Regions from separate parts of the Homo sapiens genome. Here region 2 is linked to region 1. A link is a loop called in an ENCODE intact Hi-C map of the cell type or tissue named here. Cell type or tissue: heart right ventricle. All regions are shown on one strand. Each heading gives the region's core, and the rest is flanking DNA. Links, peaks and the distances in the headings are about the cores only. Region 1 overlaps LINC00423 (long intergenic non-protein coding RNA 423). Region 2 overlaps PDS5B (PDS5 cohesin associated factor B).

Region 1 (4,398 bases), core at 221-4,220:
ATATGATAAATATTTGTTTATTATAAAATTAATATAAGATCTAAATAAAAATTCAAATGGTCAGGGGGTAGATAGCAAAAAATAAAATTTTCTATTTGTCTCCTGATCCTATCCACCATTCCATCCTCTAGAAGTAACCACAGTTAACAGTTTCTTATGTGTCCTTCCAGAAATATTCTCTCCTTATAAGCCTAAGTAATCCGACTTTTGTTTATTTCTCTTAACACTCTTCTCCTGTCTCTGTGCTCCCGCCCCACTGCCTGGTTTTGTTCTGCATCATTCCTGAAGCCCCAGGGCCTTTGCACTTTCTGTTTCTCTTCCTGGATGGAATATTTTACCACCAAATCTTTGCATGCTCAGCTCCTCCTTGTCTTTCAGGTATCAGCTCAAAACCTCTTCTTCAGTGAGACTTTTCCTACGCCCATATACTCTCTATCAAATAATTCTGTTTGTATTAGTCAGCTCAGGCTGCCATAACAAAATACCACAGACTGAGTGGCTTACCCAACAGGAACTTATTTTTCTTACAGTTCTGGAGGCTGCAAAGTCCAAGATCAAGGTGCTGGCTAATTTGGATCCCTGGTGAAGGTTCTCATCCTGCTTGTAGATGACTGCCTTCTTGCTGTGTCCTTAAATGCCAGAGAAAGAGCAAGCTCTTTTGTATCTTTTCTTATAAGGGCACTAATCCCATCACAAGGGCCCTCATCTAACTCTGATCACCTCCCAAAGGCCCAATCTCCAAATATCATCACAGTGGGGTTAGGGCTTCAACATAGAAACTTGGGGGGACATAGTTCAGTCCATAGCACTGTTCCACTTCTCATAAACTTATTACTAGTTGAAATTAGCATCTATTTAATTGCTTGTTAATGGCACATATCCCACTATTAGAACATAAACCCCACCAGAGAAGACCTTGTCGGTCTTTCTCAATAGCCCCGGTCTTTGAGCCTCCATGAGCTGTCCCAGAATGGCACCAGCCCTTGAAACAAACTAGTGATTGATTTTACTGACCTATTTGCTAAAAAGACTATCTCACAATGTCTTGACTACTTATAGACTTTGCCATGCTTTCTCCACAACAGAGTAGAAGGAATTATACCAGGATTGATTAGGTGTGGAGAGTGCCCAATGCTGGACACATTCAAGCACCAGCAGTGCTCTTCAGAGCTACGTTGCTCAACTTTACAAAGTGAAGACATTTGCGTGGCTTATGCCTCAAGGCACTGCTCATCTGGCCAGTCATGTGAAAAATGAATGTTGAGGATCTTTCTCTGGCTGCAAGCCTGTATGTTGATGATGAAACAAAAGCTCAGAGAGGATGAATGACAAGCTTGAGGTCTCACCTCTAGGGACAGAAGGAATGGGGGTTGGAATCCAGGTCCCCTGGCTTCCACTGAAGAACATCCTCATGACAGCCCCACTGCCTCTTCTCATTTTAGTTGAATAGCCATCTAAAGCCAGCCTCTGCTCAGATGGAGCCTCCAGTAGTTTGGCATCAAAGGCCATCCTTTGCCATCAAAGGGAAATGAAACAGAAAAAAGTTCCAAATGTGTTCCCTGGTGTGGTGTGTCTGCTCATCGCCTGTGTGGCTTGGCAGAGGCAGCCTGTGTTTGGGGCTGAGAAGACCTTGTTCCCTTTACTAGTTGTGAACATGAGGTTATGGCAAGAAAAACTGAACCAAGAAAGGAGGAGAGGAGTGACTAAAGCTAGGATCATCAATCCAGCTGGTCTGTAGGGCTCATCAGAAATCCACCCTCACTCTGAAGGTCTTCCTCAATTTCCACCATTTCTGTTGAAAACACAGACACACTACTAATGTATTCATTAGAGAATACACTCTTTAAAATTGGCAAGTAAGCAAATGGCGAGCAGGCTGCATTCAGTATCAATTTGTTTTTCGGAGAGTAAAGCCTATAAAGCAGGCAAAAGACGACTTCCTCATGAGTGCTCATTTAAAATGCACACTGAGAAGGAATGAAGCGCAGATTTAATCCAAGGTTTGGGTCATGCGTCGGGGCTTTGGGACGGCAGCACTGCCAAAGTGCCTTCAGATAAACAGACGCTGTGTCTGAAAAGCCTCCTTGGCCATTTGCATTCAGGCACAGTCATGTAAGATTCCTGAGGCCTCTGGCAGGCTCCATGGTGGAAACACCAGCAGGATTGGCTCAGGCCCGAGTCTGGGAGGAGCCAGGCGTTGAGGTCACACTCCTCCTACTGTCCCTACACATGTGGGAAGGCAGAGCTCCACTGCTGGGTGAGAACACTGCTCCTGGTTGCAGGGGCCATGGAGCACCCCACTTAGTGCTGACAGCACCCTATATCCCACATCCACTCACTCTCCACCAAGAACTTCCAAGGCCACCCCACTGTGAACAGAGATATAAGAAAAAAATTGGTGATAGAGGTGGTGGAGGAGAGTAGAGAAGGAAGCAAAAGGAAAGCACAGTGAGTGCGGTTGGGGAGGGTGATTGGGAGTGAATGAAAAAAGGTGGAGCACACAGCGTTGATTGCTTAGTGAGCCAGATCACATCACTGGCCCCACATCATCACTTTTCTTTTTCTTTTGTTTGAGAGACAGGGTCTCACTGTGTCACCCAGGCTGGAGTGTAGTGATGATCATAGCTCACTGCAGCCTTCAATTCCTGGGCTCAGGTGATCCTCCCACTTCAGCCTCCTGAGCAGCATGGACTAGAAGTGCACACCACCACATCCAGATAATTTTTCTATTTTTTGTAGAGACAGGGTTTCACCATGTAGCTCAGGCTAGTCTCAAACTTTTGGGCTCAAGCAATCCTTCCACCTTGGCCTCCCAAAGTGCTGGAATTACAGGCATGAGTCACTATGCATGGCCACATCCTCACTTTTCCTTGGATCCACACTCTGTGCCAGGTGACTTTGCAGCTTCTCCCACTAGTAGGTTTCTCCAGCCCTGATTTCGGGTTTGGCCATACAACTAGCTTTGGCTGATAGAATGAGACGGCGGATGACAGTGTCCTGGTCATGAGTCTAGACCGTAGGCGGCCCTCTATGATCCTGCTTGCACTCCTGTGTCTGGGCTGTTACCATGATAAGAGCATTCCTCAGTAGCCTGCTGGTCCAGAAGTAGGAGGGACACATGGAGCAGAGCCTAGCTCTGTGTGGATGTCCTGGTGATCTATAGTTCTCTGAACAAATTCAGCTGAGAGCAGCAGAACCATTCGACTGAGCTCAGTGGTATCAGCTGACCTCTATGTCCCAGAGAAACACTCAGAGAAATGGGTGCTGTTTTAAACCACAGAGTTTTGGAGGAGGTTTGTTGCACGTTGTTAGTGTGAGAGTTGCAGATACTAGGATGAAATCACTTTTGTCAGACCCAGGCAAAATAGAGCTGGAAGGCCAGATGGAGAGGAGGCTCATGCTTATGTGTCTGGGATAAGAACTATTTCCAGTGACTTTCTAAAAACCTTTGGAGTCCTTCATGCATCTCCTGCTTTGATAAGGTTCATCACCAGACATTCTTTAGAACTGCGGTAATTCACATAACATGTTCTTGAAAGAACATTTGCTCGGTAATGACATCTCCACCAATGAATTGACAAGAACTCTGGCTTCAAACCTCTGGAACCAATGAACTCTGTTTCTAAGCATCTTGTGTAAATCTGTTTTTTTGCTAATAAAAGTCCCCTTACCCTTCCCTCACTGAATGCATTGGTGGCTTGCCATTTCTTGCATTCCAGATTATAGTCTTATCTCTATTCCTGAGTTAACCCAGCATATTTAGAGATAATTTTCTCTGGTGTCTTTTTTATGTAGTTAACTGATATACTTGCCTAACAGCCACACACCTTTCTTTCTTGTGACATAATCCTGTTTTTTTTTTAATGATGGCAATGTTACCATTTGCCAGATAATTTCTCTCTTAGGTTTTCTTTCAGCTTCGGATGACCACAGAATCTAGTTTTGGCCAAGGAGAAATAAAAGGAAATCTTATTTCTGGAAAAGATTTTCCTCCCTGATCCAAAAGCAAAGTCCTTTTCTGCCCATCCCTTTCTTTTCTGCCTGGGCACTGGCATGACTACATAATGCCTGGAACTGTGGAAGCCATCCAGTCACCATGAAATCACAGGTTCAGAGATGAAGGATTTGCACACTGCAGGTGCCCAGACAGAAGGATGAGAAAAGCCTGAGTTCTTGATCACATCGTTGAGCAGCAGACAAATCCTGGGGCCACCTACATCCAGCCTCTCAACTAGGAAACAAGAATTATCTTTATGGTTTTAACCACTGTCTGTTAGATTTTCTGTTGTGGCAGAAAAATGAATTCTTCAGTGGCAAGGGACATGATGAAGGTGGAGGAGAGAATGTGGGTGATAAGTCAGGATGTGAGTCATAGAGCAGTGAAATGAATGTTGTACT
Region 2 (4,398 bases), core at 91-4,090, 220 kb before region 1:
TCCCAAAGTGCTGGGATTACAGGTGTGAGCTACCACGCCTGGCCTTTAAAATTTTTTTTTTTTTTTTTTTTTTGAGATGGAGCTCTGCCCTTGTTGCCCAGGCTGAAGTGCAATGATGCGATCTCCGCTCACCGCAGCCTCTCCCTACTGGGTTCAAGTGATTCTCCTGTCTCAGCCTCCCAAGTAGCTGGGATCACAGGCATGTGCCACCACCCCTGGATAATTTTGTATTTTTAATAGAGAAGGGGCTTATCCGTGTTGGTCAGGCTGGTCTTGAACTCCTGACCTCAAGTGATCTGCCCGCCTCGGCCTCCCAAAGTGCTGGGATTACAGGCATGAGCCACCACACCTGGCCAGGTTAGTGAATTCTTAATCAAGTTATCAATCTACCAAATGGAGAGGAGGCTGTTATTACTCAATTGGATGTCAAGGCTCTTTTTTGACTGAAGAACTAATCTTCTTTCTTCCTTCCCTTTCTTTCTGGGCTCTTAATTTTCTTGAAACTTCTATGTAGGTATTGTTTTGCTAGGGCTTATTTTCAAGGGTATCATGCAGTGTTTTAAAAATATTTTAGTTATTAAAATTTCCACTGTAATAAAATGTTATCTTTCAGAGTATCTTAAAGTGAGGTCACATGACCCTGAGGAAGCTATTAGACATGATGTTATTGTGTCAATAGTTACAGCTGCTAAAAAGGATATTCTTCTGGTCAATGATCACTTACTTAATTTTGTGAGAGAGAGAACATTAGACAAACGAGTAAGTATGAATAAATAATTATTACTAAGTTTTCATTTTTAATACTTGAAGTTTAACAATATTTGAAAATATATTTAAATATACATATTTAAATATAATTAGCCTTTTTTAGGGGTATGGAGGCATTTTAATATTTAAAATTACCTTTATGAGGTTTACTTTCTGTTACATTAAATTGTATCAGTTTTTCTTCATTAAAGATATTTGTTCTAATCCTGAAGATAAGACAGCTCTTAATGGTAGTCAATGTTTATCCTGTATACCAGTGTTAATGATAAGGGACTTTTGTAAAGGCCTGAGATACAACTTCTCTTATGTTGTTGACTCTTCTTTTTCTTTCTTCTTTCAGGGCTGTTGTTATATGGGTATGAATTGGTAGTTGTCTAGCTGGTTGTATTATAATCAACATGGAATAGAAAATGAAAGATGTTTTCAACTTAGCAAAGCTAAACCCGATAGAGCACCATGCTTCTAGCCTATTTTCTGTGTCCTCAAGCCAGCTTTTTTGAATGAGTACCCACTAGCTCCACTCATTAATCAGTGAACTTGAGAGGACTGTATCTTGTTATGTTTGTGTTTCATACTGCATGGAATATATTAGGCACTCAGGAAATACTTTAATGAATGTTCATTCTGTTCCCCTCCTGATTGCCATAATGGCATCTAAGCCTCATTTAGGCATAAGAGTAATTTTGGTGAAGGATGAGACTTTTTGACTTATTTAAGTGCTAATTATCAAAGAAAGTGGGAGGCCTGCCTATTGGTTGTTGGAATATCTTTGACTAGGTAAATTCTTTAAAACTTTGTAGGCCAGGTGCAGTAGCTCACATCTGTAATCCCAGCACTTTGGGAGGCTGAGACGGGTAGATCATGAGGTCAGGAGATCAAGACCATTCTGGCTAACATGGCGAAATCCCGTCTCTACTAAAAATACAAAAATTTAGCTGGCTGTGGTGGCGGGCGCCTGTAGTCCCAGCTACTCGGGAGGCTGAGGCAGGAGAATGGCATGAACCTGGGAGGCAGAGCTTCCAGTGAGCTGAGATTGTGCCACTGCACTGCAGCCTGGGTGACAAGAGTGAGACTCCGTCTCAAAAAAAACATTGTAACGGGTTGATCATGCCATCTCCCTTGTTTAATACTCTCGTTGATAATGCTGGTTGTGCGTGGAGGATAAATGGGCAAGAAGCACATGGTTTTCCCTTCAAATCTATAGGTATCCAGAACAATTTATTTTAACCGATAAATTTAGACTAATCTTTATTGAATATTTCGTTGTGGTATTAATTAGTGAAAAGGGCCAAAAGGCATGAAGAGGGAAAGGATATTTGCATTGTTCATAGGATAGTAGCCTTCTAAATACCTTTTTTCTCAGCTAGACTTAGAATTTGAGCTGTTTTTGTGTATTGTTGGGATCATAATGTATATTTTTGATCATCATGTTATATTGTATGGTTGCTTGGTTCATTCATATAAAAATTGAGCACTGAAAAATAATTGACTATATACATGTTCTTGGTAATATTAGAATATGATGTATCTTTAAATTCTCTTTGAAGAAGAGGGAATTAAGAGTTAGATACAACATGGGGAGTTAGAGATACAAACTTTTTATAAACAAATTGAAGTCTTACTTATTTTTTGAGACAAAGTCTCCCTTTGTCACCCAGGCTGGAGTGCAGTGGTGCCATCACGGCTCATTGCATCCTTGACCTGGGTTCCAACAGTCCTCCCACCTCAGCCTCCTGAGTAGGTGGTACTACAGGCACATCCCACTATGCCTGGCCAATTTTTTTTTTATTAGAGACAGGGTCTCACTATGTTGCCTAGGCTGGTCTCGAATTCCTGGTCTCAAGCCATCCTCCCACCTCGGCCTCCCAAAGTGTTAGGATTACAAGCATGAGCCACCATGACTGGCCTGAAATCTTATAAGACCTGTAGAAGTCTTTTATTTCAATATGTAGTTGGTGGATGAATGAGATAAGAACTATTCTTAATATACTGTAATTAAGTGAAAGAAAAACCAAGGAATAATTTGTTGCTATGAATGACAGACCATAGCAAAAGAAAAAGGACCACGAAGGAAAAAATTAATAATCTCTGCAGATTCATGATGTTTTCAACATTACCAGCTTCCTTTTGATTACAGTGCTGTGTTTATGTAAAATTAAAGAATGAACTTATTCTAAGATAATTAATGCCAGATGCACTGTAACAAATATACACTTATTTTAAAAAAAGTTGAATACATTTCCCTTATACTTCAACTCAGTCCCAGATGTACAGAATGGACCACTGATAAGTATTTTTACATTCAGCATTTGATAAAGCCAATATCATATATGCCTTTAATACATCTTAATTACTATTATTTGTAATAGTGTAAGTATGCTCAATATAGACCACAATTAGAAAAAAATTATGAGGGATGGGGGTTTATCCATTTAATTCTGTCTTTGTCTTTTAATGTTTGGTTTCTTGAGCTGGCTGCAGTGGCTCACGCCTGTAATCCCAGCACTTTAGGAGGCTGAGGTGGGAAGATTGCTTGAGGCCAGGAGTTCGAGACCAGCCTGGGCAACATAGACCCTGTTTCTACAAAAAACAAAAATAAAAAATTAGCTAGGTGTGGCATTGTATGCCTGTAGTCCCAGCTACTCTGGAGGCTGAGGTAGGAGGATTGCTTGAGCCCAGTTGTTCATGACTTTGGTGAGCTGTGATTGCACCACTTCACTCCAACTTGGGCAACAGAGATCCTGTCTCTAAAAATGCATGAACAAAAATTTTGGTAGCTTGTTTTTCTCACCAATTTTAAGTCACAGTATGTAGAGTATGATTAGCTTTTGTTTTCAGGCATAGATGATAGGTTTAAGACATTAAAGCATTAAAGTTCTTTACACATGTTGATTTTTCTCCCATACTTTACATGGTAGAAATATTTATGTGATAGTTGTGTTTTTTTTTAATAAATGTAGTAATTATAAATTGATATTTAGTATCTGAGACTTAAAAAAATGTATAAAGGGAAGGAAAACACAAAACTAGGAAACTAGACTTTCCTTAATTTATATAATGGAAGCCTTTTTACATTATAAATAAAACTTTTTGTTTTTAAGTGGAGAGTACGCAAAGAAGCCATGATGGGACTTGCCCAAATTTATAAGAAATATGCTTTACAGTCAGCAGCTGGAAAAGATGCTGCAAAACAGATAGCATGGATCAAAGACAAATTGCTACATATATATTATCAAAATAGTATTGATGATCGGTAAGTTAAGGACACTATAAATATTTGGTGACTTTGAATGTTATATAACTTGATTTATTGTTTTATGCAAACTATTTTCTTTATGACCTTACACTCCTTCCTCAGTTTTTAGTGCAAGGTAATGGTAGTGAGTGACTGGGCTCATTCCCACCCAAGCCATAAATGAAGCAGTAATGTACATATAACTTTAGGGATGGGTACAGGTTTTACGTTCCATTTTCATATACTGTATTTGAACAGTCATATCTAAAAATAGGTATGTGTAATAGTTATAATTTTAGTTCATAGGTAATTGTGTTACAAGGATCTTCATTAATTTTTTTCAAAGAAAACTTTAAAAAGCTGTTGAATTTTACACATTTAAAAACAATTTCTAC

The links. A loop is a pair of places that touch in the nucleus more often than their neighbours do. Peaks named below come from ENCODE experiments on the same cell type or tissue, not always from the same donor. Only the 100,000 strongest peaks of a DNase experiment are listed, where the experiment ranks them.
Region 2: it touches region 1 in a loop (3-fold over the local background); 1 of 110 quality-filtered maps calls a loop at or near these places.

What each region holds. Positions count from the first base shown.
Region 1 is chr13:32,900,946-32,905,343 of GRCh38, forward strand. The region is part of intron 3 of LINC00423 (long intergenic non-protein coding RNA 423); the gene reads right to left. Among named protein-coding and RNA genes, the nearest start is that of LINC00423, 8.5 kb to the right of the region's middle. RefSeq lists an enhancer at 4,343-4,398. In heart right ventricle, for the core only: no CTCF peak of the experiment used is centred there; DNase peaks (open chromatin) are centred at 1,588, 2,166 and 3,015; H3K27ac peaks cover 3,615 bases.
Region 2 is chr13:32,683,265-32,687,662 of GRCh38, forward strand. PDS5B (PDS5 cohesin associated factor B) reads left to right here. Exons shown (of 35, transcript NM_015032.4): 11 at 614-759; 12 at 3,870-4,021. Among named protein-coding and RNA genes, the nearest start is that of PDS5B, 99 kb to the left of the region's middle. In heart right ventricle, for the core only: no CTCF peak of the experiment used is centred there; no DNase peak of the experiment used is centred there.